Regions from separate parts of the Homo sapiens genome. Here region 1 is linked to region 2. Evidence: read pairs that join two places in POLR2A ChIA-PET (ENCODE). Cell type or tissue: OCI-LY7. All regions are shown on one strand. Links, peaks and the distances in the headings refer to the core of each region. The heading gives the core; the rest is flanking DNA.

The links. ChIA-PET counts read pairs that join two places held together with the same protein. Peaks named below come from ENCODE experiments on the same cell type or tissue, not always from the same donor. Only the 100,000 strongest peaks of a DNase experiment are listed, where the experiment ranks them.
Region 1: POLR2A ChIA-PET joins it to region 2 with 10 read pairs; 2 of 35 experiments call an interaction of 5 or more read pairs at or near these places.

Annotation. Positions count from the first base shown.
Region 1 is chr7:1,515,447-1,530,389 of GRCh38, reverse strand. LOC124901572 (a long non-coding RNA gene) reads left to right here and starts at 4,781. Exons shown (of 2, transcript XR_007060187.1): 1 at 4,781-5,038; 2 at 8,309-8,751. RefSeq lists enhancers at 6,249-6,971, 9,563-9,857, 9,342-9,880. In OCI-LY7, for the core only: no CTCF peak of the experiment used is centred there; no DNase peak of the experiment used is centred there.
Region 2 is chr7:2,324,240-2,339,182 of GRCh38, reverse strand. It overlaps a transcript of SNX8 not described here. Among named protein-coding and RNA genes, the nearest start is that of SNX8, 17 kb to the right of the region's middle. In OCI-LY7, for the core only: no CTCF peak of the experiment used is centred there; no DNase peak of the experiment used is centred there.

The DNA of each region.
Region 1 (14,943 bases), core at 3,318-8,317, 810 kb after region 2:
GCCAAAGCAGGAGGATCGCTTGAGCCCAGGAGTTCCAGACCAGCCTGGACAACACAGTGAGACCCCCATCTCTACAAAAAAATTACAAAAATTAGTCGGGCGTGGTGGTATGTGCCTGCGGCCCCAGATATTCAGGAGGCTGAGGCAGGAGGATGGCTTGAACCTGGAAGGTGGAGGCTGCCATGATTTCATCACTGCACTCTAGCCTGGGTGACAAGGTGAGACCCTGTCTCAAAAAAACAAAACAAGCAAACCAGCAATGTAAAAATGGGGATAAGCGGCTAGTGATCACAGCCTCTGTGGGTGGGGCCAGCCCCCTTCTAAAGCCCCAGCTGGTGGTTGCCAGGGGACACAGCAGGCCCAGGATGGGGTTAGGGCACCACTGGCCCAAGGAGTCCTGTGAGGGATCCTCAGGTGGGGGCGGGCCCCTGAGGGAGCTGCCTCTGCTTCCTGTCACAGGTGGAGGACAGGCTGGAGAGGGGATCCGTCTGGAGCCCCTTGCCACGCTTCTGGGTCCCCAAGTCCCGCCCCCCTCTGAGCGCTGCAGGAAGAGGAGTTTCAGGCCTGGGCAACCGAGGGCCCCCCAGGACACCCATGGCATCTGCCCGGGGTTCTGGGAAGCCTGTTTTCTCAGCTCAGGTGGGACCCGGGAGCCTGTTTTCTCGGCTCAGGTGGGACTCAGGAGCCAGTGCAGGGAGGTCTGTGCATCTTCTGGGTGTCGTCCTTACCACCATGTGGCTGGGGATTTAGGCAGCAGCCCAGTGGCCTCTTGCTGTGGAGCGCGGGGGCAGCCTCCCGGGCCATCTCTCCCCCCCACTTGCGGGTTCTGCACTGGCCACCTGGGAGGCCCCTCCTTGCTAAGGCCCACACGGCCGTCTGGGGCAGCTAGCCACAGTGATGCCTGCAACCTGGCCGCAGAAACAGGTGCCAAGAAATAACTCAACAGCAGCAGTAGCGACAATGTCCCACGTCCCCAGGATGTTTGCAGAAAGACATCCCCCGGGGATGGGAAAGGTGCTTCCCTTGTCCTGGCCCACACTCTGCACTCGGGGTCCTGGGATGCGCTGGGAGCCTCCAGAGAAGCTGTGGCCATCTCCGCGGGACTCTTTACGTTACTCATGGTGTCGCTCCTCTAACCCAAATGCATTCTTTCCATAGCAGGCTTTTGTTACTAATCACACACTTTTATTATCTCTTTAATTTTTTAATTTGTATTTATTTATTTCTGAGATGGAGTCTCACTCTGTCGTCCAGGCTGGAGTGCAGTGGCACCATCTCGGCTCACTGCAGCCTCCGCCTCCCAGGTTCAAGTGATTCTCCTGCCTCAGCCCCCTCGAGTAGCTGGGATCACAGGTGCCCACCACCACGTCTGGTTAAATTTTGTTTTTGTTCTTGTTGCTGTTTTGAGATGGAGTCTCACTCTGTTGCCAGGCTGGAGTGCAGTAGCACGATCTCGGATCACTGCAAGCTCCGCCTCCCAGATTTAAACAATTCTTCTGCCTCAGCCTCCTGAGTAGCTGGGACTACAGATGCCTGCCACCACGCCCGGCTAATTTTTTTTTTTTTTGTATTTTTAGTAGAGACGGGTTTCACCATGTTAGCCAGGATGGTCTCAATCTCTTGACCTTGTGATCTGCCTGCCTCGGCCTCCCAAAGTGCTGGGATTACAGGCGTGCGCCACCACACCGGCTGATTTTTGTATTTTTCGTAGAGACGGTTTCACCATGTTGGCCAGGCTGGTCTCGAACCCCTGACCTCAGGTGATCCACCCGCCCTGGCCTCCCAAAGTGCTGGGATTACAGGCGTGAGCCACTGCATCCAGCCTAATTTTTAAAATTTTGAATTATTTATTTATGTTTGTTTTATGAGACAACATCTCACTGTCGCCCAAACTGGAGTTCACTGGTGCAATCACAGTTCCCTGTAGCCTCCACCTCCCAGGTTCAAGTGATCCTCCCACCTCAGCCTCCTAAGTAGCTGGGACCAAGGGCTGGTGCTACCACGCTTGGCTAATTTTCTTTGTTTTTTTTTGTAGAGACAGGATCTTGCTCTGTTGCCTAGGCTGGTCTTGAACTCCTGGGCTCAAGTGATCCTCCCGCCTCGTCCTCTCAACGTGTTGGGATTACACGCATGAGCCACTGTGCCTAGCCAAAGTTTACTTTTTATTGTGGTAAAGTAAACATCACATAGAATTTACCATTTTAACCATTTTTTTTAAGTTAAAAAAATATTTTTTCAGAGATAGGGTCTTGCTACGTTGGTCAGGTTGGTCTTGAACTCCTGGCCTCAAGCAATCCTCCTACCTCAGCCTCCCAAAGTGCTAAGATCACAGGTGTGATTAGGTGAATAGGCTGGGCATGGTGGCCATCACACTAGGCCAAGTTAACCATTCTAAGTGTACGGTTCGGTGGCGTTAAGTACATTCACGTTGTGGTACAAACATTGCCATCATCCATCTCCAGAAATTTTTCATCATTTAGTAGTTCCTTTTGTAAAAAAATGTTAAGTTCTGGCTGGGCAAGCTGGCTCACGCCTGTAATCCCAGCACTTTGGGAAGCTAAGGTGGGTGGATCACCTGAGGTCAGGAGTTCAAGACCAGCCTGACCAACATGGAGAAACCCTGTCTCTACTAAAAATACAAAATTAGCTGAGTGTGGTGGCGCATGCCTATAATCCCAGCACTTTGGGAGGCTGAGACGGGCAGATCACCTGAGGTCGGGAGTTCAAGAGCATCCTGACCAACATGGAGAAACCCCATGTCTACTAAAAATACAAAATTAGCCAGATGTGGTGACTCACGCCTGTAGTCCCAGCTACTCGGGAGCCTGAGGCAGGAGAACCACTTGAACCCAGGAGGCGGAGGCTTCAGTGAGCCGAGATTGCACCATTGTACTCCAGCCTGGGAAACAAGAGCAAAACTCTGTCTCCAAAAAAAGAAAAAGTGTGTGTGTGTGTGTGTGTGTGTGTGTGTGTGTGTGTGTGTGTGTGTGTGTTTTGAAACAGGATCTCATTCTGCCACCCAAGCTGGCGGGCAGTGGCACGATCCTGGCTCACTGCAGCCCGGACCTCCTGGGCTCAAGCAATCCTCCTGCCTCAGCCTCCCAAGTAGCTGGGACTACAGGCATGCACCATCATGCCCAGCTAACTTTTATATTTTTAAATAGAGATAGGGTCTCACTAGGCTGCTTAGGCTGTTCTTGAACTCCTGGGCTCAAGCAATCCATCTGCTTCAGCCTCCCAAAGAGCTGGGATTACAGGCATGAGCAACTGTGCCCAGCCTTGAAGAAAACATATGTAACTTTCTTTATAACTTCAGAGTGGAAAAAGGTTACTCTAATCATGATTAAAAATCTAAATACCACAAAACAGATTCAAGGCAAAAATCCTCGGAAGTAAAGTCACAACACAAAGCACACACTAGGAAAAATACTTGCAACTCAGATCTACCAGGCAAAGGGCTCCTAAACGTGTATGAAAGAACACAACCAATAAAAGAAGGCAAAGGAGGTGAATAGATCATCCACGGAAAAAGAAATCCACAGGACAAACATGTGAAAAGGTGTCTGTAATCAGAGAAATGCACATCAGAGAAAGACATTGCCGTTCTGCTTCTTGTCCAGGCGAATCCCCAAATCAGATCTCGTGCCCCAAAGGCACGGCTCAGGGAGCGAGCCCTTGGACGCATTGCTGGTGGAGGGGCCAGGCAGCGGAGCCCCAGGGAAGGAGTCTGGCCACACTGTCCATGAGACCATGGCCCCGATTTGTGCTAGAACCCAGCAATCCCACTACTTCTTTGTCCTTCTCCTCCTCCTCCTTCTCCTCCTCCTCCTCCTCCCTCTTCCTCTTCTTCCCCCTCTTCCTCCTTTTTCTTTCTTTTCCTCCTCCCCCTCCTTCTTCCTCTTCCTCCTTTTTCCTCTTCCTCCTCTTTTTCTTCTTTCTCCTCCTCCTTCTTCTTCTCCTCCTCCCCTCCCCTCTTCTCCTTCTCCTTTCACTCCTCCTCCCTCTCCTTCTCCTCCTTTCTCCTCCCCCTTCTTCTCCTTTCTCCTCCCCCTTCTTCTTCTTCTCCTCCTCCTCCCCTCCCCTCCCCTCTTCTCCTTCTCCTCTCACTCCTCCTCCCTCTCCTTCTCCTCCTTTCCCCCCCCTTCTTCTTCTTCTTCTCCTCCTCCCCTCCCCTCTTCTCCTTCTCCTCTCACTCCTCCTCCCTCTCCTTTCTCCTCCTTTCCCCCCCCTTCTTCTTCTTCTTCTCCTCCTCCCCTCCCCTCTTCTCCTTCTCCTCTCACTCCTCCTCCCTCTCCTTCTCCTCCTCCTTCTTCTTTTTTCTTTTGAGACAAAGTCTCTTCTGCTCAGGCTGGAGTACAGTAGTGCAATCCTAGCTCACTGCAGTCTTGAACTTCCAGGCTGAAGTGATCCTCTAGCCTCAGCCTCCTGAGTAGCTGGGGCCACTGGTGTGTGCCACCACATCCAGCTAATTTTTATATTTTTTTCATAGAGACAGGGTCTCGCTATGTTGCCCAGGATGGTCTTGAACTCCTGGGCTCAAACCATCTTCCTGCCTTGGCCTCCCAAAGTGCTGGGATTACAGGTGTGAGCTACAGCACTCAGCCTCAGAAATCCCGTTTCTGAAACTTGTGCCATTCACCTGCTTGTTCATATGTAAAAGGGACAGGTGCAAGGATCACCACGGTGACATCGATGGTCATTGTGACCGACTGAAAACAGCCAAGCTGCCATTGTTGAGGGCCTAGCTAAGTCACTTAGCAAGCCACAGAGCAGAGTACTATGCAGCTATGAAAAAGAAAGCAGAAGACCTCTGCGTGCTGATTTGGAAGGTCTTCTGGGGTACATTGTTAATGAAAAAGCAAGGTGCAGAACTGGTGTATAATATGCTACCTTGAGTGTAAGAAAGGGCAGGAGAGAAAAATGTAGATTCGTGTTTGCACCAGTACAAGGAAGACTGGAGGGATGAACAAGAAGCTAATAGAGGCCGGGCCAGGTGCAGTGGCTCACGCCTGTAATCCCAGCACTTTGGGAGGCCGAGGTGAGTGGATCACGAGGTCAGGAGATTGAGACCATCCTGGCTTACACAGTGAAACCCCGTCTCTACTAAAAATACAAAAAAATTGGCCGGGCGTGGTGGGCGCCTGTAGTCCTAACTACTCGGGAGGCTGAGGCAGGAGAAAGACGTGAACCTGGGAGGTGGAGCTTGCAGTGAGCCGAGATCGCGCCACTGCACTCCAGCCTGGGCGACAGAGCGAGACTCTGTCTCAAAAAAAAAAAAAAAAGAAGAAGCTAATAGAGGCCGGGCACAGTGGTTCACGCCTGTAATCCCAGCACTTTGAGAGGCCACGGCAGGAGGATTGCTTGGGGCTAGGAGTTCAACACCAGACTAGGCAATGTGGCAAGACCTCATATCTACAAAAAGTTTTAAAATTAGCCAGACATAGTGGCACATGCTTGTAGTCCTAGCTGCTTGGGAGGCTGAAGTGTGAGGATCGCTTGAGCCCAGGAGTTCAAGGCCAGCCTGGGCAACAGAACAAGACCCTGTCTCTACAAAATATGAAATAGCTAGGCTCATGCCTGTAATCCCAGCACTTTGGGAGGCTGAGGCAGGCAGATCACTTGAGCTCAGGTGTTCAAGACCAGCCTGGCCAACATGGTGAAACCTGTCTCCACTAAAAATATAAAAAACTAGCCAGGCGTGGTGGCAGGTACCTGTAATCTCAGCTAATCAGGAGGCTGAGGCAGGAGAATCACATGAACCCAGGAGGAGGTTGCAATGAGCTGAGATAGCGCCATTGCACTCCAGCCTGGGTGATAGAGTAAGACTCAGTTTCAAAAAAATTAAAAAAAAATTAGCAGGGCCCTATGGTGCACACCTGTAGTTCCAGCTACTCAAGAGGCTGCGGTGGGAGGATCGCTTGAACCCAGGGGTTTGAGGCTGCAGTGAGCTAAGATTGTGCCGTTACACTCCAGCCTGGGCAAGAGAGCGAGACCCTGTCTCTAAAAAATAAAAAGAAAAGCCAGTAGAAACAGGTGCCTTTGGCGGGGTGGACGGGGCAGGGTGAGAAACCAGACTTCTCTGGAAAACCCGTTTTATGTTCTTTTGGCTGTCGTCAGGCCACATATTCAAAACTATACAATTCAATGTAAAGTGAGATAGAGGAAAGAATGGCTGCCTCGTGGGGTGGTTGTGTGGGTTCAGGTTCTAAGGGGCCATGCAGACCTTTGCCCCATGCCTTGGTGAATGTCCCTGTGATTACGGCTTTATGGCAGAGGCAGCCTTAGTTACGCCCGGATAGGCTGTCCCTGTTTGCCCCGGGAAGAGCGGTGTGGCAGCCGGGGCTCTGGGACTGGGGTACAGAGCGGGGTCTGCCCCAGGACCCCAGCGGTGCAGGGCTGGTTCTTGCAGGGAGACGAGTCCAGTTGCACCATGAGCCCGGGGCGCCCCGGGAGGGGTGGGGTCCCTCCTACCCTCGCTTCTTCCTGAGAGTTGGAGGTATGCAGGGTAACCCGGGGGACTCAGGTGGCCCCGGCTGAGGTCGGGGAAAGGAAGGGACACGGAGACCACCAGGATCAATTCTACTGCAGGGAGAAGACAGGCAGGAGCCCTGAGCATGGCGTGTGAGAGGTGGCCCCAACAGTTCTACCCTCAGGATGCCCACAGGCTCTCCCCCAGGGACTCAGATCCCAGAAAAGTGGAGACTGGAGCCCGGAACAGGCTGGACTTCAGGACCCCCGGCCACATCCCACCCCGAGCTCGGGAAGTTCAGCGTGGCTCCCCGGGAGCTAAAGGGGGCCCAGTGTCTGCACCCCACGCCTCGGGAAGGGGCAGCCTCTGCAGGCAGGTGCTTGCTGACCGCCACACACGATGCATGCTTCTCTGCAGGACGGCAGGGCTCAGCGGCACCCCTTCGTCTCCAGCACTCCCTGCCCCCGTGAGGAGGAGAGGGGATGTGACTCTCTCGGCAGAGGCAGGGCCACACCTCGACCTGGTCCGCCTGCATGCTCAGGGCTGTCTTGGGTGCGGCAGGCTCAGTCCTGTGCCCTTGGAAGGCTCCACCTGAACAAAGGCCCTCCCAGGAGTGTGGGGGCCCCCTGGCTGGGTCCCAGTGTTCAGGCTCCTCCCAGGAAGCAGTGATGGGCTGGGGCTGTTGGGATGGCGGGGGACCTCTGCCTGTGCAGGGAGCAGAGGGAAAAGGGGTCCCTGTGCATGTCAAATCTGGGAGAGGTACAAAGAGCCCCGGAGAGGGAGGAGGTGGGATCTGACTTCCCAATGCTTCACCACTTGCCCTGAGGGCACGGCTGCCACCCTTGAGCCCGCTCCTCATCCCTAAAATAGAAACAGGATCGACTTGAGGGCCAGACACGGGGAAGTTCGTTGTAAACTGCAAAGCATTCTCAAATGAAAAGACCGGCTGGGCGCAATGGCTCACGCCCAGGACTTTAGGAGGCCGAGGTGGGCAGATCACCTGAGGTCAGGAGTTCGAGACCAGCCCGGCCAACATGGTGAAACCCCGACTCTACTAAAAATGCAAAGATTAGCCGAGCTACGATGGCGCCATTGCACTCCAGCCTGGGTGCCAGAACGAGACCCTGTCTCCAAAAAAAAAACTCAAAACAAACAAAAACACAGTAGTTCCCACCCAGTGGTGACCTGGCCTCTGGGGGTCCCTCGGCCTGGACAGCTTCCTGCATCCTTGGTTGTCATGCCGGTGGTGGGGGAGGTGACCAAATTTCTCTCCTGGAGCAAAACCCAATCAGGCTTCTCTGGCTCTTTCTTTGCTTTTTTTTTGAGACGGAGTCTCGTTCTGTCACCCAGGCTAGAGTGCAATGGCGTGATCTCAGCTCACTGCAAACTCCGCCTCCCAGATTCAAGCGATTCTCCTGCTTCAGCCTTCTGAGTAGCTGGGATTACAGGTGCCCAACACCACACCCAGCTACTTTTTTTGTATTTTTAGTAGAGACTGGGTTTCACCATGTTGGCCAGGCTGGTCTCGAACTCCTGACCTCAGGTGATCCACCCACCTTGGCCTCTCAAAGTGCTGGGATTACAGGCGTGAGCCACCATGCCTAGCCTAATTTTTTTGTTTTTTATTTTGTGTTGAGAAAGACAGGGTCTCACTCTATTGCCCAGGCTAAGGTGCAGCAGCATGATCATCACTCACTGCAGCCTCGACCTCCTGAGCTCAAGTGATCCTCCCACCTCAGCCTCCCAAAGGGCTGGGATCACAGGCATCACCCACGGCTCCAGGCTGCCTTCCCATCTTCCACAAGCATCATTGAATGATGTCTTCTTTTTCTCTAACAGGGAGTTGCTGCTGGCGTGGAGTAAGCGGGAGCCAGGGAGGCTGGTCAACACCTGCGTGCACAGGACAGACCCACAGCAAAGAATCTTCCACCCACGGGCTGGGGTTGGGGCACCTGTTCCGGGGAAGCCCAAGTCCCTCTGTGACAGCCTTTCCCTCATGCTCAGACAACAGCAAGAAGCCAATTAAGAGCTGCCAAGGTTGAGTTTCTTTTGGGTGCCAGTCACTGGGTCAGGTATTCCACATTCCTCCATTAGACTCTTCCAAAGGGCCTGGCGAGACAGCCAATACGGTTCGGCTGTGTCCCCACCCAAATCCCATCTTGAGTTGTAGCTCCCGTAATTTCCCCATGTTGTGGGAGGGACCCTGTGGGAGGTAATTGAATCACGGAGGTGGTTTCCCCCACACTGTTCTCGTGGTAGTGAATAAATCTCACGAGATCTGATGGTTTTATCAGGGGAAACCCCCTTGGGCCTGACTCTCATTCTGTCTCTTGTCTGCCACCACGTGAGATGCGCCTTCTGCCTTCCGCCATGATTGTGAGGCCTCCCCAGACACGTGAAACTGTGAGTTTATTAAACCTCTTTTTCTTTATAAATTATCCAGACTCAGGTATGTCTTTTTTTTTTTTTTTGAGATGGAGTCTTACTCTGTCGCCCAGGCTGGAGTGCAGTGGCACAATCTCGGCTCACTGTAACCTCCACCTCCCAGGTTCAAGTGATTCTCCTGCCTCAGCCTCCCAAGTAGCTGGGATTACAGGTGTGCACCACCATGCCTGGCTAATTTTTGTATTTGTAGTAGAGACGGGGTTTCACCATGTTGGCCAGGCTGGTCTCGAACTCCTGACCTCAAGTGATCCACCTGCCTCAGCCTCCCAAAATGCTGGGATTACAGGCGTGAGCCACTGTGCCCAACCAGGGTATGTCTTTTTCAGCAGCATGAGAACAAACTAATACAACAGCATTGTGGTCTCCCAGGAGGACCAGAGAGCCAGGACCGTGGCCCATAGACGTGCGTGCAGGTGAAATCAGGCTTGTCCTAGCCTTGTTCATAATCGCCCCAGACTGAAACCGCCCAGGAGTCCACCACCCGGGAGACATGCCTCATTCCCGGACATTTGCGGTCCACAGCCTGGGCAACAGCCACGTCACCTTTCATGATGTCACACATGGCATTTTCCAGAGAGGGCTGTAGCAATCTCTCCTGTCCTCACGTTCTCATTACGGTGACCTCACCACTCTTCCAGCAAGAGGCCGAGTAGGGCCCTCACCCCGTGAACCTGGGCCGACTTACGACAGCCTTGGCCAGCAGGGGACAATGACGGTGATGTCATGGGACGTCCAGGGTTGGGTCCATGAAAGGCAATTGTTTGTTTTTTCAAAACACCAACTGCATGAGTCAGAGGTCTCCAGAAAAACAGACGCAAGAGGACGCAGAGAGAGGGATGTGGGGAGACGTATTATGAGGAATCGCTTCATGCAGTCCGTCCGCAACCCGGAGATCCCAGAACGCTGCTGATGAAACTCCCCTGCGCACAAAGGCCTGAGAGCCAGGGGAGGTGATGGTGGAAATCCTAGTCTGAGGATGAAGGCCCAAGGGGGAACTGGGGAAAGTCCCAGATCCAGAAGCCCAAGAACCAGCAGCTCTCATGACCAAGGGCAGGAGAAGGAGAGAGAGAGAAGTCAGCCTTCCTCCACCTTCTGTTCCAGTTGGACCCTCCGTGGATCGGATGTTACCTGCTCTCACTGGGGACGGGGGGCGCCTCTTCACTGGGTCCACTGATCTACTGTTGATCTCTTCCAGAGACACCCTCATGGACACCCCAAGAAAGAATGTTTTAGGCCAGGTGCAGTGGCTAGGGCCTGTAATCCCAGCACTTTGGGAGGCTGAGGCAGAAGGACAGCTTGAGCCTGGGAGGTCAAGACCAAGCTGGGCAACATAATGAGACCCCATCTCTAAAAAAGTATCAAAAAATGGCTGGGCGCGGTGGCTCACGCCTGTAATCCCAGCATTTGGGAGGCTGACACAGGCAGATCACTTGAAGTCAGGAGTTCAAGACCAGCCTGGCAAACATGGTAAAAGCTACTCTACAAAGAATACAAAAATTAGCCTGGCGTGGTGGCATGCACCTGTAACCCCAGCTACTCGGGAGGATGAGAGAGGAAAATCGCTTGAAATGGGGAGGCGGAGGTTGCAGTGAGCCGAGATTGTGCCACTGCACTCCAATCTGGGCTATGTAGTGAGACTCCATCTCAATTAAAAAAAAAACAGTATTCAAAAAATTAGCTAGGCATGGTGGTGCGTGCCTGTGGTCCCAGCTACTCAAGAGGCCAAAGTGGGAGGATCGCTTGAGCCCAGGAGGTCGAGGCTGCAGTGAGCTATGATTGTACCACTGCACTCCAACCTGGGCAATAGAGCAAGACCCTATCTCAAAAAAAAAAAAACAAACAAAAACCTGTTATACCGTCTGTCTGCCATCCCTTAGCCCCGTCAAGTTGACATAAAATTAACCAAGAAAGGTTAAACTCTGTGAGATGAATGCACACATCACAAAGAAGTTTCTCAGAAAGCTTCTCTTCAGTTTTTATCTGAAGATATTTCCTTTTTCACCATAGTCCTCAAAGCGCTCTAAATATCCATTTGCAGATTCTACAAAAAGAGTGTTTCCGAACTGCTCCATCAAAAGAAAGGTTCAACTCTGTGAGATGAACGCACACATCACAAAGAAATTTCTCAGAATGCTTCCGTCTAGTTTCTATATGAAGATATTTCCTTGTTCACCATATGCCTTAAACTGCTCACAAATATCCCTCTGCAAATAATACAAAAAGACTGTTTCCAAACTGCTCCATCCAACACCAACTGGTGTCCTACGAGTCACTACTTGGAGTTACTGTGGAACCCACAGGTTAAGGACTTGGTCCCCCCACACTATCCTCACTTTAGCTGCCAGCCACAGAAGGGGTCCCCAGGCTACTAGATAGCTTCAGGATGGGGTCTGGGGGCCTTCACTTGGCTGAGGACAAATGTGGGCCTTCCCATGACCTCCCCACTCATTATCCAGTGTGATAATTCGCTATCACAGGACAACTCATGGGTTGTGAGTTGTGATTAGAGTTTATTATAAGGGGTACAGCTCAGGACTAGCCATGTGGACTTACCACATAAGGCAGGGAAGTGGGACACACAGGCACCCATGCCCTCTCCAGGAGCTTCGCCTACTGGCACGAGGATACAGCTCAGAAGCTCCCTGAGTGGCTGGGTGCAGTGGCTCACACCTGTAACTCCAGTGCTTTGGGAGGCTGAGGCGAGTGGATCGCTTGAATCCAGGAGCCCCGTGCACCTGGAAGGCCAGCCTGGGTGACGTGGTGAAACCTCATCTCTACAAAAAATACAAAAATTAGCCAGATATGGTGGTGCGCACCTGTAGTCTCAGCTACTCTGGAGGCTGAGGCACGAGAATTGCTTGAACCTGGGTGGCAGAGGTTGCAGTGAGCTGAGATCCCACCACTGCACTCCAGCCTCGGTGACAGAGTGAGACTCTGTCTCAAAAAAAAAAAAAGAAAAGAAAAGAAAAGAGAAAAGAAACTCCCTGAGCCCTGTGGTTCTGAGTTCAGTATCCAGGTCTCATGACATACGCATGCTTGGTTAAACCACTGGCCGTTGTGATTTAACCCTATCTTCAGCTCCCCATCCCTGGAGTTCGGGAGTGGGTAGGTGGAGTGGAGTGAAGGTTCCAACTCAGTAATCACATGGCGACCGGGTACAGTGGCTCTCACCTGCAATCCCAGCACTTTGGCAGGCCCAGGCAGGAGGATTGCTTCAGGCCAGGAGTTCAAGACCAGCCAAGGCGACCTAGCAAGACTCCATCTCTACCAAAAAAAATAAATAAATCAGGGGCTGGGCACAGTGGCTCATGCCTGTAATCCAAGCACTTTGGGAGGCCAAGGCAGGTGGATCTCCTGAGGTCAGGAGTTCGAGACCAGCCTGGCCAACATGGTGACACCCCATCTCTACTAAACATACACAAATTAGCCGGGCGTGGTGGCGGGTGCCTGTAATCCCAGCTACTCAGGAGGCTGAGGCAGGAGAATCTCTTGAACCCGGGTGGTGGAGGTTGCAGTGAGCCGAGATTACGCCACTGCACTCCAGCCTGGGCGACAAGAGCGAAACTCCATCTCAAAAACAAAACAAAACCAGGGAAGTGTGGTGGTGTGCACCTGTGGTCCCAGCTACTTGGGAGGCCGAGACGGGAACGTGCTTTTCTTGAGCTGAGGAGTTCGAGGCTGCAGTGAGCCATGATTACGCAGCCTGGGCGACAAAGCCAGACCCTGTCTCTATTTAAAATAAGAACAATAATCATACGATTGGTTCCTCTGGGGACCAGCCCCTGTCCTGGAGCTATCTGTGACTTCACCCTAAGCCACCTCATTAGCAGAAACTCAGATAGGTGGCTTGTTATAACAAAAGACACTCCTGCCACTCAGGAAATTCCTGGTGCCAGGAACCCAGAACAAAAACCTTATCTATCTATAAGGATATACATTTTTTAATAGAGATGGGGTCTTGCTATGCTACCCAGGCTGGCCTCAAACTCCTGGGCTCAAGTGATTCCCCTGCCTCAGCCTCCCAAAATGCTGGGGTTACAGGTGCGACCCACTGCACCTCGCTCATTTTTTGTTTTGTTTTTATTTTTGGTTTTTTTTTTTTTTTTTGAGACAGTGTCTCACTGTCACCTAGGCTGGAGTGCAATGGCATTATCTTGGCTCACTGCAACCTCTGACTCTGGGGTTCAGGCGATTCTCCTGTCTCAGCCTCCCGAGTAGCTGGGACTATAGATGCCCGCCACCACACCCGGCTAATTTTTCTATTTTTAGTAGAGACGGGGTTTCAATATGTTGGCCAGCCTGGTCTCAAACTCCTGACCTCGTGATCCTCCCGCCTTGGCCTCCCAGAGTGCTGGGATTACAGGTGTGAGCCACTGCACCCAGCCTGTATTTTTTATTATGCTGTGTTATACGGAAATATGGCTCACTGTCCCCAGGGCCTCTTCCCCTTGGAAGCAAGAGCACCATGTGGTAAGGACATTCATGCCATCTGTAGACCCTCCTTGTCAGGTCCCAGCCTGTAGCCGGCATTAAGCAGGAAGGCTGAGGCGGGAAGCCGGTGAGATGCACCAGCCCCAGCCGTGTCGTCTGCACCTGCAGGACAGAAGCCCCCGGGTAAGATCCCTCTGCTCACCCAGTCAAGCCGGAACCGTGAGAGGTCATGGCGAATGGCCACTGTAAATAACCCTCAGGATGACAAATGCTGATTTGCACTTGGAGTCAGGACTCCTGGAGAGTCCACCCTCTTCTCCCTATGCTGGTGGTTCCCCAGCCCGGGAATGTCACACTGCACCAACCCAACCTGGGAAGCTCTGTCCCTGACTGTAATGTCTGAGCCAAAAGTCAGGACGCATGATCTGGTGTGAGTTTGTTGTGGCACGACTCAGTGAAAGAAATGCCATCTGGGAACTGCGATAGGACATGGGTTGGAATCCCTGGGACATGTATTGGCTTTTTTTTTTTTGTTTTTTTAAAGGAAAGTTCGGCCGGGCGCGGTGGCTCACGCCTGTAACCCCAGCACTTTGGGAGGCTGAAGCGGGTGGATCATGAGGTCAGATCGAGACCATCCTGGCTAACACGGTGAAACCCCGTCTCTACTAAAAATACAAAAATTAGCCGGGCGTGGTGGCGGGCGCCTGTAATCCCAGCTACTCAGGAGACTGAGGTCGGAGGATTGCTGGAACCCGGGAGGCGGAGCCTGCAGTGAGCGGAGATTGCGCCACTGCACTCCAGCCTGGGTGACAGAGCGAGACTCCATCTCAAAAATAAATAAATAAATAAATAAAAAATAAAAATAAAAGGAAAGTTCATGAGGTTATTTTTCTCCTTTCCAACATAATGTATCGGCTCATTGCAGAAAATGTGAACAATCCCCTGTACAATCCCCAGCAGTGTCGGGGAGATTTCGATGGTTTATGGGGACAGTGGGACACAAGGTAAAAAATCAGGACTGCCCTGGACAGGGCCAGCAGCATAAGGTCCTAGCTCAGGTGCCTGCCCACCTCGCTCCTCCCAGCCTAGGAAGGGAGAGGGAAGGAGGCAGGGGCAGAGGGGCTGGAGCTCAGGTTCTCGGTCTATGCCCTCCAGGAGAAGCGCTCTGCACCGCAGAAGGGAGCCTCCCCACACAGCCCCACCGTATGCTGGCTCTGACCTTCAGCTCTCCCAGCCCACGCCCTTGACCTCTGCCCTCCTCTCCACCATTGCTCACCAGTCACAAGGTGCCCCCAGAAGCGTCCATCACCACAAAGACAAACAAACAAAGAGCCTAGGCCGGCTCACGCCTGTAATCCCCACACTTTGGGAGGCCGAGGCGGGCAGATCACTTGAGGTCAGGAGTTCGAGACCAGCCTGGCCATCACGGTGAAACCCCCGTCTCTACTAAAAATGCAAAAATTAGCTGGGCGTGGTGGCGCGTGCCTGTAATCCCAGCTACTTGGAAGGCTGAGGCAGGAGATACGCTTGAACCTGGGAGGCAGAGGTTGCAGTGAGCTGAGCATCACCACACTCCAGCCTGGGCGATAAGAGCAAGA
Region 2 (14,943 bases), core at 5,885-10,884:
CCTGTAATCCCAGCACTTTGGGAGGCTGAGATGAGAGGTTTGCTTGAGACTAGGAGATCAGTCAGGACACCATAGCAAGATCTTGTATCTACAAATAATTTTTAAAAAACAGGTGTGGTGACTTGTGCCTATGGTTCTAGCTACTGGGGAGGCTGAGGTTGGAGGATCACTTGAGCTCTGAAAAGTTGAGGCTGCAGTGAGCTGGGATTGTGCCAGTGCACTCCAGCCTGGGTGACAGGACAGATCTTGTCTCGGAAAAATAAAAAGAAATAGAGGCAAGGTCTTGCTATGTTGCCCAGGGTGGTCTCAAACTCCTGATCTTAAACTCCCAGACTCAAGTGATCCTTCTGCCTCGGCCTCCCAAAGTGCTGAAATTATAGGCATGAGCCACCACACCCTGCCAGTATTTTGCTCTTGAATCAAAAAATCCTGCTGAATTCTCTTGTTAGTTCTAACAGTTAGTTTATATATTTTATGGAGTTGGGGTCAACCCTGTTATTTGAGATTAGCAATCATTGTATTTCTTCCTTCCCAATATTTTTTATTTTTTTGAGACAGTCTTGCTCTGTCGCCCAGGCTGGAGTGCAGAGGTGCAATCTCGGGTCACTGCGACCTCAGCCTCCCGGGTTCAAGCAATTCTTATGCCTCAGTCTCCGCACAGCTGGGACTACAGGCTTGCGCCACCACGCCCGCCAATTTTTTGTATTTTTTTTTTTTTTTTGAGACACAGTCTCTCTCTGTCGCCCAGGCTAGAGTGCAGTGGCATGATTTCGGCTCACTGCAACCTCTGCCTCCCGGGTTCATGCCATTCTCCTGCCTCAGCCTCCCGAGTAGCTGGGATTACAGGCACCTGCCACCGTGCCCGGCTAATTTTTGGTATTTTTAGTAGAGTCAGAGTTTCACCATGTTAGCCAGGATGGTCTTGATCTCCTGACCTCGTGATCCGCCCGCCTCGGCCTCCCAAAGTGCTGGGATTACAGGTGTGAGCCACCGCGCCTGGCCAATTTTTAGTATTTTTTAGTAGAGATGGGGTTTCGCCATATTGCCCAGACTGGTCTCAAACTCCTGAGCTCAGGCAATCTGCCTGCCTTGGCTTCCCAAAGTGTTAGGATTACAGGCGTGAGCCACTGCGCCTGGCCCTTTCGCAGTCTTTATTACACTGTTTGTATTTGTCTTCTTGCTTTAGCTAGATCCTTAAATACAGAGTTTAATAGTTTTCATTATAACAGGCATACTTCTCCCCCCTGATTTTAAAGGGAATAATTTTGAAGTTTAAGCTTTTGATATAATGGTTGCTCTAGGGTTTTTCTTTTCCCTTTTTTTTTTTTTTACAAGATATCCTTTTATTTGCTTGAGGAAGTTCCTTTATATTCCTAATTAGCTAAAAGAGGTCTTTTGCATACTTGTTTTTTTTTTAATGTAATAAAGGGGTTGACTCTGTGATTCTTTAACTAACATCTAAAATTGACCCTGAGCTAATTAATTCTCAATCTTTCATGTTTTCTCGTATTTGCATTTCAGATTATACGTTTCCCTCCAGGCATTGCTCTCTGTCTGCTTCCCTTGAGTTCTGATAAGTAGAACTTTCATTGTCAATTTCAAATAGTCTGTAATTTTATTATGGATTATTTTACATTTCCAAATACATTGGAGATTTTTGGCTAGAAATGTATTACTGATTTTTATTAAAGTGTAATTTACATAAGGGAAATGCACAGACTTTTGTTTTGTTTTGTGACAGGGTCTTGCTCTGTCACCCAGGCTGGAGTGCAGGGGTGCAATTACACAGCTCACTGCTACCTCTGCCTCCTGAGCTCAAGTGATCCTCCCTCCTCAGCCTCCCAACTAGCTAGGACCACAGGTGCGTGCCATCACGCCTCACTAATTGTTTTACTTTTTAGGGTCTCCTTGTGTTGCCCGGGCTGGTCTCGAACTCCTGACCTCAAGTGATCTGCCTGCCTCGGCCTCTGAAAGTGTGGGGATTACAGGCATGACCCGTCACACCGGGCTGGAATGCACGGATCTTATATGCTACAAATTAAAGAATCTTCACAGCTACGCACAGTGGTGTGACCCTTATCAAGAGACAGAACATTTCTGTCACTGGCAAAATTCCCCCACGCCCTCCTCCACAATAGGCAACCGCTATACTGATTTCTTTCTTTTTTTTTTTTGAGACAAGGACTCAGTCTGTCACCCAGGCTGGAGTGTAGTAACGCAGTCTCGGCTCACTGCAACCTCCGCCTGCTGGGTTCAAGCGATTCTCATGCCTCAGGCTCCGGAGTAGCTGGGATTACAGGCATGCATCACCATGCCCAGCTCATTTTTTTGTTTTTTTAGTAGAGATGAGGTTTCACCATGTTGGCCATGCTACTCTCGAACTTCTGACCTCAAATGATCTGCCCTCCTTGGTCTCCCAAACAGCTGGGATAACAGGGGTGAGCCACTGTGCCCAGGCTTATTTATTTATTTTTTTGAGAAGGAGTCTCGCTCTGTAGCCAGGCTAGAGTGCAGTGACGCAATCTCGGCTCACTGCAACCTCCGCCTCCCGGGTTCAAGCAATTCTCCTACCTCAGCCTCCCAAGTAGCTGGGTTTACAGGTGCGCACCACCATGCCCAGCTAATTTTTTGTATTTTTAGTAGAGAAGGGATTTCACTGCGTTAGGCAGGCTGGTTTCAAACTCCTGACCTCATGATCTGCCTGCCTTGGCCTCCCAAAGTGCTAGGATTACAGGTGTGAGCCACCACGCCCAGCATTTTTTAAAAATTTGTTATTATTGTTATTTTTGAGACAGGCTGAAGTTGCCCAGGCTGGAGTGAAATGGCACGATCTCGGCTCACTGCAAACTCCGCCACCCAGTTCAAGCGATTCTCCTGCCTCAGCCTTCTGAGTAGCTGGGATTACAGGCCTGCGCCACCATGCCCGGTTAATTTTGTATTTTTAGTAGATATGGGGTTTCTCCATGTTGGTCAGGCTGGTCTCGAATTCCCTACCTCAGGTGATCTGCCTGCCTCAGCCTCCCAAAGTGCTGGGATCACAGGTGTGAGCCACCGTGCCCAGCCCTTTTTTTTTTTTTCTCGAGATGGAGTTTCACACTGTCACCCAGGCTGGAGTGCAGTGGTGTGATCTTGACTCACTGCAACCTCTGCGTCCAGGGTTCAAACAATTCTCCTGTCTCAGCCTCTCAAGTATCTGGGATGACAGACGCCTGACACCATGCCCAGCTAATTTTTAGCAATTTTAGTAGAGATGGGGTTTCACCATGTTGGCCAGGCTGGCATTATTCTGATTTCTTTCACCACAAATTAACATTCATTTTTCTGAAATTCCATCAAGTTTTGCCTACTGTAGAATTTTTTTTTTTTTTTTTTTTTTTTTTGAGACAGAGTCTCGCTCTGTCGCCCAGGCTGGAGTGCAGTGCCGCGGTCTCGGCTCACCGCAAGCTCCGCCTCCCAGGTTCACGCCATTCGCCTGCCTCAGCCTCCCAAGTGGCTGGGACTACAGGCGCCTGCCACCACGCCCAGCTAATTTTTTTCTATTTTTAGTAGAGACGGGGTTTCACCGTGTTAACCAGGATGGTCTAGATCTCCTGACCTCGTGATACGCCCGCCTCGGCCTCCCGAAGTGCTGGGATTACAGGCGTGAGCCACCGCGCCTGGCTACTTTCACTCAGCATATTGTTTCTTTCTTTTTTTTATTGAGATGGGCTCTGGCTATGTTGCCCAGGCGGGTTTCGAACTCCTGGCCTCAAGCAATGTTCTCGCCTAGGCCTCCCAAAGTGCTGGGATTACAGGCGTGAGCCACCACGCCCGGCTAGCATGCTGTTTGAGAGGCTTCTCCTTGTTGCCTGTGTCTGTAGTTTGCCCCTTTTTACTGCTGAGTAGTATCCATTGTATGAGCATAGAACAATTTGTTTATCCGTTGGCTGTTCATGAACCTCTGGCTTGTTTCCAACATCTGGCTATTTTTTTTTTCTTTTTTCTTTTGAGACAGAGTCTCACTCTGTTGCCCAGGCTGGAGTGCAGTGGCATGATCTCAGCTCACTGCAAACTCCGCCTTCAGGGTTCAAATGGTTATCCTGCCTCAGCCTCCCAAGTAGCTGGGATTACAGGCGCACACAACCACACCCAGGTAATTTATGTATTCTTAGTAGAGACTGGGTTTCACCACATTGGACAGGCTGGCCTCGAACTCCTGACGTCAGGTCATCCATCCACCTTGGCCTCCCAAATTGTACCTCTGGCTATTGTAAATGAAGTTGCTGTGTAAATACTTGAACAAGTCTTTTTTTTTTTTTTTTTTTTTTTTTTTTCAGAGATGGGCTCTTACTCTGTTGCCTAGGCTGGAGTGCAGTGGTGCAATCATAGCTCACTGCAGCCTCAACTTCTGGGATCAGGTGATCCTCCTGCCTCAGCCTCCAAGTAGCTGGGACCACAGACATGTGCCACCACACCCAGCTAATTGTTTTTGTTTTTGTTTTTTGAGACCGAGTCTCTCTCTGTCACCCAGGCTGGAGTGCAGTGGCTTGATCTCAGCTTACTGCAACCTCTGCCTCCTGGGCTCGTGATCCTCCCACCTCAGCCCCCAAGTAGCTGAGACCACAGGCCCACACCACCACGCCCAGCTAATTTTTTTTCTGTATTTTTAGCAGAGACAGTGTTTCACTGTGTTTGCCAGGCTGGTCTCCAACTCCTGACCTCAAGTGATCCGCCCGCCTTGGCTTCCCAAAGTGTTGGGATTACAGGCGCGAGCCACTGTGCCCAGCACTTTTTTTTTTTTGAGATGGAGTCTCGCTCCGTCACCCTGGCTGGAGTCCAGTGGTGCGATCTCAGCTCACTGCAACGTCTGCCTCCCGGGTTCAAGTGATTCTCCTGCCTCAGCCTGCCAAGTAGCTGGGACTACAGGTGCCCGCCACCACGCCTGGCTAATTTTTTGTATTTTTAGTAGAGACGGGGTTTCACCGTGTTAGCCAAGATGGTCTCGATCTGCTGACCTCATGATCCGACCCCCTCAGCTGGGATTACAGGCATGAGCCACCGTGCCTGGCCTGTGCCCAGCCTTTTTAAAAATTATTTGTAGAGACTGAGGCTCCCTATGTTGCCCAATCTGGTCTGGAACTCCTGGGCTCAAGGGATCCTCCCTCCTTGGCCTTCCGAGTAGCTGAGACTACAGGTGTGTGCCCCTCTGCCTGCTAATTTTTAAATTTTTGTAGAGATGAGATCTCCCTATGTTGCCCAGACTGGTCTCATACTCCCAGTTTCAAGTGATCCTCCCGCCTTGGCCTCCCAAAGTGCTGGGATTACGGGCATGAGCCTGTAATCCTGTGCCTGGCCAACTTTTATGTTTAGACCTATGACGTGGGTTAATATTTGTTTATGGTATCCGGGAAGAATTGAGGTTCATTTTTTTCTTCAAATCGACATTGATTCATTCAATGAGGTTAATTGAATTAATCCTTTACACAATTAAATTACCTTGGCACGTTTATTGAAAATCAATTAACCATATGTGAGTGAGTTAATTTCTGGGCTTTCTGTTCTGTTCCATTGATCTATTTGTGTCTCCCTATGACAATACCACATTATCTTGATTGCTGCTGCTTTATGTACATATTTATTTAGAGACAGGTTCTCACTCTGCCACTCAGGCTGGAGTGCAGTGGTGTAATCTTGGCTCACCACAGCCTTGAACTGCTGGGCTCAAGCAATCCTCCTGCCTCAGCCTCCCGAGTAGCTGGGACTACAGGCGCGCACACCACCATGGCCAGCTACTATTTGTATTTTTAGTAGAAATGGGATTTCACCATGTTTGCCAGGATGTTCTTGATCTCTTGACCTTGGATCCACCCGCCTCAGCCTCCCACAATGTTGGGATTATAGGCGTGAGCCACTGCGCCCAGCCAAATTTTATTTTTTGTAAAGAGGGGGCCTCACTATCTTGGCCAGGCTGGTCTCAAACTCCTGGGCTTGGCTGGGTACGGTGGTTCACACCTGTAATCCCAGCACTTTGGGAGGCTGAGGCAGGAGGATTGCTTGAGGTCAGGAGTTCAAGACCAGCCTGGGCAACATAGTGAGACCCCCGTCTCTATTTTTTTAAATTTAAAAGAAACAAAAAAGAACTCCTGGGCTCAAGCAATCCTCCCACCTTAGCCTCCCAAAGTGTTGGGACTATAGGTGTAGCCACTGTGCCCAGCTTACTACAGCTTTAGAAGTCTTGAAATCAGATAGTAAGAATTCTCCAAGTTTGTTCCCTCTCTCTCTCCTTTCTTTCCCTTTTTTCTTTCTTTCTTTTCTTTCTTTCTTTCTCTTTCTTTCTCTCTCTCTCTTTTTCCCTCCCTCCCTGCCTTCCTTCCTTCCTTTCTTTCTCTTTCTTTCTTTTCTTCCTTCCCTTCCTTCTTTCCCTCCTTCCCTCCTTCCTTCCTTCCTTCCTTCCTTCCTTTTCTCTCTCTCTCTCTCTCTCACTGGAGTACAGTGGTCCCATTATAGCTCACAGTAGCCTTGATGTCCCGGACTTAAGCAGTCCTCCTGCCTCAGCCTTCCAGCTGGGACTACAGGTGTCCTCCACCACGCCCAGCTGATTTTTAAATTTTTGGTAGAGATGGGGTCTCAGTATGGTTGTCCAGGCTTGTCTCAAACTCCTGGGTCAAGTGATACTCCTACTTCGACCTTCCTAGGTGCTGGATCACAGGCGTCAGCCACCGCACCCAGCCTTCTCTAAGATTGTGTTGGTTATGCAAGATGATTTGCTTATCTATATCAATTTTATGAAATTTATAGCTCATAAATATCTGTGGAAAAATCATGCTAGGATTAGGACTAGAACTGCACTGAGGATATAGATTCATTTGGGAAGAGCTGACGTCCTAATATGTCAATGTAAATATCTGTCATCTTTAGTTTCTCTCAGCAATGTTTTGTAATTTATTTTATTATATATGTGTATATATTATATATACATATATATATATTTTTTTCTGAGACAGCCTATGGCTCTGTCACCCAGGCTGGAGTACAGTGGTGTGATCTTGGTTCACTGCAACCTTTGCTTCCGAGGCTCAAGCGATCCTCCCACCTCAGCCTGCCAACTAGCTGGAACTACAGGTGCAAGCCGACATGCCCATTTAATTTTTGTTTATTTTTTGTAGAGACAGGGTCTTGCTATGTTGCCTACACTGGTCTCGAACTCCTGGCCTCAAGCCATCCTCCTGCCTTCCTTCTCAAAGTGCTGGGATTGCAGGACTGAGCCACCACGCCCGGCCTTGTAATATCTTTTAAAATCTGTCCTTAAATATTTCTTTTTTTTGAGACAGAATCTTGCTGTGTCACCCAGGCTGGAGTGCAGTGGCGTGATCTTGACTCACTTTAACCTCCATCTCCTGGGTTCAAGCAATTCTTGTGCCTCAGCCTGCGGAGTATCTGTATTTCCTGTTTTTTAATGCTATGGTATTTATTTATTTATTTATTTATTTATTTATTTTGAGACGGAGTGTCACTCTGTTGCCCAGGCTGGAGTGCAGTGGTGTGATCTTGGCTCACTGCAAGCTCTGACTTCTGGGTTCACACCATTCTCCTGCCTCAGCCTCCTGAGTAGCTGGTATTACAGCCGCCTGCCACCACGCCCGGCTAATTTTTTGTATTTTTAGTGGAGACGGGGTTTCACCGTGTTAGCCAGGATGGTCTTGATCTCCTGACCTCGTGATCTGCCCTCTTGACCTCCTAAAGTGCTGGGATTACAGGCATGAGCCACCGCGCCTGGCCTATTTATTCTTTTTATATAGGTATTTTTTAAAGTTTATTTTCCAATAGTACATCGCTAGTATATAGAAATATAATTGAATTTTATATTTGATGTTGTATCTTACAATATGGCTAAATCAGATTATTAGTCTAGTAGCTTTTCTGGATTTGATGGAATTTTCTATGTATATTATTATATTGATATTGGTTATGAATTAATTTTCTTTTCTTTTCTTTCTTTCTTTTTTTTTTTTTTTTTTTGAGACAGAGTCTCGCTCTGTCGCCAGGCTGGAGTGCAGTAGTGCAATCTTTGCTCACTGCAACTTTCGCCTCCCTGGCTCAAGCGATTCTCCTGCCTCAGCCTCCCAAGTAGCTGCAATTACAGGTGCCTGCCACCATGCCTGGCTAATTTTTTGTATTTTTAGTAGAGACGGGGTTTCACCATGTTGGCCAGGCTGGTCTTGAATTCCTGACCTCAAGTGACCCACCTGCCTCGGCCTCCCAAAGTTTTGGGATCACAGGCGTGAGCCACCGCGCCCGGTGTCTAGGAATTTTCTGTGTATATTATATTGGTTATGATTTAATCTTCTTTTCTATCCATATGCATTCTTTTCTTTTTCTTGCTTCACTGTTGTTTTAGGAAAAACCATGTTTTTCCTGCATTCTCATTCCCCCACAGCAGTCAACACAGAGGGAGGCTTCTGTGCCCAAATGTGTGGGGGTTTCCCACAGATCAAGCAGCAGGCACAGCTGGGTGTCCTCCACTCAGCTCTGAGACTGTCTGCCTGGAGATAGAGCTGGATACCACAGGTTGGGGGCTCAGTTCCCAAGACTACCTATCCCCCCAGACCCTGATCACAAGTCTGGGCCTCTCGAACTTTTGACTGACTGGCTTCATGTTGAGGTTCCCAGGACCGTCTTTTGGGGTTCAATTAATTTGCTGGAGTGGCTCACAGCACTCCAGGAAATGCATACATTTACTGGTTTATTAGAAAGGATATTGCAAAAGGGCTGGGCACGGTGGCTCACACCTGTAATCCCAGCACTTTGGAGGCCAAGGCGGGCAGATCACTTGAGGTTGGGAGTTCAAGACCAGCCTGGGCAACATGGTGAAACCCTGTCTCTACTAAAAATACAAAAATTATCTGGACGTGGTGGCGGGCACCTGTAATCCCAGCTACTTGGAAGGCTGAGGCAGGAGAATCGCTTGAGCCTGGGAAGTGGAGGTTGTGGTGAGCCGAGATGCCGCCACTGCACTCCAGCCTGGGCAAGAGAGTGAGACCCTGTCTCAAAAAAAAAAAAAAAAAGAAAAAAGGGCCGGGCGCAGTGGCTCATGCCTGTAATCCCAGCACTTTGGGAGGCCGAGGTGGTCTGATCACTTGAGGTCAGGAGTTCGAGACCAGCCTGGCCAACATGGTGAAATCCAGTCTCTACTGAAAATACAAAAATTAGCCGTGGTGGCATGCACCTGTAATCTCAGCTACATGGGGCGGGGGGTGGGTGGAGTGGCGAATTGCTTGAACCCAGGAGGCGGAGGTTGCGGTGAGCCGAGATCGCACCACTGCACTCCAGCCTGGGGAACAGAGCGAGACTTTGTCTCAAAAAAAAAAAAAAGGACATTGCAAAAAATATGGATGAAGAGCTGACTAGGGCCAGGTCTGGGGCAGGGGCGGTGGAGCTTCCATACCCCTCCCCGTGCCACTTTCCAGGAACCTTCTCTGTTGTGCATCCAGAAGCTCCACCACCCAGTCCTCTTGGATTTTTATGGAGGCTTCATGACGTCAGCTTTCCTTCCCCCAGGGAATAGGGCTGGACACAGTCTGGGAAGGGTCTTAAGACCCACAGTCTTAAGGTGGGGGAAGGTTAGAGTCCTGCCCTGGGGCAGGCAAAAGGAGACCAGGAGAAGGTCAGAGGCTGCCCGAGGCCTAACAGACAACATCATCACAAAACACTGTAGCAAGGACCATGGAGTTAGGAGCCAAGAGCCCCCGCACGAAAAACAACGTAGTTCATAACACCACAACTGTGTGCCGACTAGGCCGGCAATAGGGTGCTGACTGTGGGTGATAAGACGCTGTATATCTGGCCTTGTTCCCAAGCATTAGGCATTACCTTTTTTTTAAATTTTATTTTTATTTATTTATTTTTTATTTTTATTTTTATTTATTTATTTTTTTGAGATGGACTCTTGCTCTGGTCCAGGCTGGAGTGCAGTGGCGCAGTCTTGGCTCACTGTAACCTCCGCCTCCTGGGTTCAAGCGATTCTCCTGCCTCAGCCTCCCGAGTAGCTGAGATTACAGGTGCCTGCCACCACACCTGGCTAATTTTTTGTATTTTGTATGTTTTGTTTTTTTTTTTTTGAGACAGAGTCTCACTCTGTCACCCAGGCTGGAGTGCAGTGGCGTGATCTCGGCTCACTGCAAGCTCTGCCTCCCGGGTTCACATGATTCTCCTGCCTCAGCCTCCCGAATAGCTGGGACTACAGGCACCCGCCAACACGCCCGGCTAACTTTTTTGTATTTTTAGTAGAGACGGGGTTTCACCATGTTAGCCAGGATGGTCTCGATCTCCTGACCTTGTGATCCACCCACCTCGGCCTCCCAAAGTGCTGGGATTACAGGCGTGAGCCACCACGCCTGGCGAGTTTTTGGTATTTTTAGTAGAGACAGGATTTCACCAGGTTAGCCAGGATGGTCTCGATCTCCTGACCTTGTGATCTGCCCACCTCGGCCTCCCAAAGTGCTGGGATTACAGGCGTGAGCCACCGTGCCCAGCGTGCAATTTTTTGTATTTTTAATAGAGATGGTGTTTCACCATGTTGGCCACACTGGTCTCAAACTCCTGACCTCAAGTGATCTGCCTGCCTTAGCCTCCTAAAGTGCTGGGATTACAGGCGTGAACCACCGTGACTGGCCACATTCAGTATTTCGATTCAAATATTGAAAGCATTCAATGGTTGGGCATGATGGCTCATGCCTGTGATCCCAACACTTTGGGAGGCCAAGGCAGGAGGATCATTTGAGCCCAGGAGTTGAAGACCAGCCTGGGCAATATAGTGAGACCCTGTCTGTACAGAAAATAAAAAAACAGGCCAGGCATGGTGGCTCACACCTGTAATCCCAGCACTTTGGGAGGCCAAGGCAGGTGGATCACTTGAAGTCAGGAGTTTGAGACTAGCCTGCCTGGCCAGCGTGGAGAAACCCCTGTCTCTACTAAAAACAGAAAAATTAGCCAGGCGTGGTGACACGTGCCTGTAGTCCCAGCTACTTGGGAGGCTGAGGCAGGAGAATCACTTGAATCCTTGAAAGGCAGAGGTTGCAGTGAGCTGAGATCATGTCACAACACTCCAGCCTGGGTGACAGAGTGAGTCTCCATCTCAAAACAAACAAACAAATAAAATCAAAATAAAAAAATAGGTTGGACATGGTGGTGCGCACCTGTGGTCCCAGCTATGTGGGAAGCTGGGACAGGAGGGTCCGTTGAGCCCAGCAGGTCCAGAAAGTTGCAGTGAGCCATGATCGTGCCGCTGCACTCCAGCCTGGGTGACAAATGGGGACCTTGTTTCGAAAAGAAAAAAAAAGGAAATAAGAAAAAGAAAATGCTGGCCAGGCGCGGTGGCTCACGCCTGTCAATCCCAGCACTTTGGGAGGCCAAGGCGGGCGGATCACGAGGTCAGGAGATAGAGACCATCCTGGCTAACACGGTGAAACCCCGTCTCTACTTAAAATACAAAAAATTAGGCCGGGTGCGATGGCTCACGCCTGTAATCCCAGCACTTTGGGAGGCCGAGGCGGGCGGATCATGAGGTCAGGAGATCGAGACCATCCTGGCTAACACAGTGAAACCCCATCTCTACTAAAAACACAAAAAATTAGCCGGGCATGGTGGCGGGCACATGTAGTCCCAGCGACTCTGGAGGCTGAGGCAGGAGAATGGCATGAACCAGAGATGCGGAGCTTGCAGTGAGCCGAGATCGCGCCACTGCACTCCAGCCTGGGCGACAGAGCGAGACTCCGTTTCCAAAAAAAAAATAAAAAAATTAGCCAGGCATGGTGGTGGGCGCCTGTAGTCCCAGCTACTTGGGAGGCTTAGGCAGGAGAATGGCGTGAACCCAGGATGCGGAGCTTGCAGTGAGCCGAGATTGCACCACAGCACTCCAGCCTGGGCAACAGAGCCAGACTCTGTCTCAAAACAAAAAAGAAAATAAAAGGAAAAAGGAAATGCCTTGTGAAGACAGACATACAAGGAGAAGGCAGCTGTGTGATGACAGAGGCAGAGACTGAGGTGACGTGTTCACAAACCAGGAACCCCCTAGGAGACAAACACCAGAAGCTGGAAGAAGCAAGAAGGAATCCTCCCCTATGAGTTTCAGAGACAGCGTGGCCCTGCCGGCAACTTGATTTCAGACTTCTAGCCTCAAGCACTCTGAGACAATATGTTTCTGTTGTTTCAAGCCACCAAGTTCGTAATATTTTTTAAAAAATAATTTTTATATTATCTTTTGTAGAGGCAGGGTTTTGCCATTTTGCCAAGGCTGGTCTCGAACTTATGAGCTCAAGTGATCTGCCTGCCTCGGCCTCCCAAAGTGCTGGGATTATAGGTGTGAGCCACTGTGCCCAGCCCCTGGCGATACTTTTCTATGGCACCCCAGGGAAACTAATATATATGGTGAATTACCTTGATTTATTTTGAAATATTAAACCAAGCTTGCATTTCATTTGGTCACAACATTTTATCCCTTTAATTTATTTAATTCAATTAATTATTATTATTTTTTTTTGAGATGGAGTGAGACTCTGTCGCCCAGGCTGGAGTGCAGTGGCGTGATCTCGGCTCACTGCAAGCTCTGCCTCCTGGGTTCAAGCCATTCTCCTGCCTCAGCCTCCCGAGTAGCTGGGACTACAGACTCCCGCCACCACGCCCGGCTAATTTTTTTGTATTTTTAGTAGAGACGGGGTTTCACCGCGTTAGCCAGGATGGTCTTGATCTCCTGACCTCGTGATCTGCCCGCCTTGGCCTTCCAAAGTGCTGGGATTACAGGCGTGAGCCACCGTGCCCGGCCCCTTTTATTTTATTTATTAAGAGACAGGGTCTCACTCTCTTGCTAGGCTGGAGTTCAGTGGCATGATCACAGCTCACTGCAACCTCCGCCTCCCTGGTTCGAGCGATCCTCTTGCCTCAGCCTCCCAAGTAACTAGGATCACAGACATGTGCCACCATGCCTGGCTAATTTGTGTATTTTTTGTAGAGACAGGGGTCTCACTATTTTGCCCAGGCTGGTCTTGAACTCCTGAATTCCTCCCAACTCAGCCTCCCACAGTGCTGGGATTATAGGCATGAGCCACCGTGCCTGGCTGATTTATCTCTTTCCTCTTACATTTACTATAAGCAGCAAGAAAAAACCAAGCCTCACTTTCAATACTTTGCTTGGAAGTCTTCTTAGTTAAATATCCAAGTTTATAATTTATAAGTTTGGCTTTGCATATAATTCAAAGATACATTCCCGCTAAGATTTCTGAGACTACATAATGGGGTCCCCCTTTCTCCAGTTTCCAAGAACACATTCCTGTTACCTTCTTTTATTTTTTTATTTTTATTTAAAAAAATTTTTTTTGAGACAGAGTCTTGCTCTGTTGCCGAGGCTGGGGTGCAGTGGCACGATCTTGGCTCACTGCAGTCTCCGCCTCCCAAGTTCAAGCAATTCTCATGCCTCAGCTCCTGAGTAGCTGGGACTACAGGCGCTTGCCAACACACCCAGCTAATTTTTTGTATATATATTTTGTAGAGACGGGGTTTTGCCATGTTGCCCAAGCTGGTCTCAAATTCCTGAGCTCAAGCAATCCGCCCACCTCAGCCTCCCAAAGTGCTGAGATTACAGGCATGAGCCACCCCACCTGGCCTGATATTCCTCATTACATTCTGAGCCCTCATCAGCAGCACCTTTAACGTCTGTATTGTTACCAAGAGTCTGTTTGTGACCATTTAGGCATCCTCCCAGATGATTTAGGTTTTCTATACCACGTTCCTCATTTCCTTCTAAAAGTCCTCACTAGCAGAGTTTTTAACTTCCCTATTTCTAGTAACAACCAATTCCAGGAAACCTAAGCTTTTTCTGTATCCACCTCAAAACTTTTCCACTGCCGCTGGCGTGATGGTGCATGCCTACAGTCCCAGCACTTTGGGAGGCTGGGGCAGGAAGATTGCTTGAGCCCAGGAGATTAATGCTGCAGTGAGCTCTGATTGCACCACTGTGCCCTAGCCTAGTCAAGAGAGCAAAACTCTGTCTCTAAAAAAATTTTTTTATAAAAGCAGTGGGCCAGGCATGGTGGCTCATGCCTGTAATCCTGGCACTTTGGGAGGCCAAGTCAGGAGGATAGCTTGAGACTGTCCTTGAGACTGGCCTGGGCAATACAGTGAGACACCATTCTACAAAAAATAAATAGCCTGTAGCTGGGACTACAGGCGTGTGCCACCATGCCTGGCTACATGGCCAATGCCTGCAGTCCCAGCTACGCAGCAGGCTGAGGAAGGAGGATCTCTTGTACCCAGGAGACGGAGGCTGCAGTGAGCCATGATCCTACCACTGCACTCCGGCCTGGGTGTGATAGCAAGACCCTGTCTCAAAAAATTAAAAAAAGGAAGAGTGTTGAGAAGAAATTGGTAGCTTTATAACACAGGGCAAATGCCCACAAGGGTTGTGAGAATGGTGTCTTGCAGCCTAGGCTAGGATCTCAGCTCTGGGATCTTAGGGTGTTGAACTTTTCTGGTCTTGGTTGCCTGCAAAGTACTGATCATACCACTTCCTAAATTTTTTTTATTCTTAGTTTATTTTTATTTTTATTTTTTTGAAAAATAGGTCAGTCACAGTGGCTCACTCTTGTAATCCTAGCACTTTAGGAGGCTGAGGTGGGCAGATTGCCTGAGCTCAGGAGTTCGAGACCACCCTGGGCAACATGGTGAAACCCTGTCTCTACTAAAATACAAAAAATTAGCCAGGCGTGGTGGCGCATGCCTGTAATCCCAGCTACTTGGGAGGCTGAGGCAGGAGAATTGTTTGAACCTGGGAGGTGGAGGTTGTAGTGAGCCAAGATCACACCACTGCACTCTAGCCTGGACGACACAGTGAAACTCTGTCTCAAAAAAAAAAAAAAAGAAAGAAAGAAAATAGAGATGGGGTGTCACTACGTTGCCCAGGCTGGTTTTGAA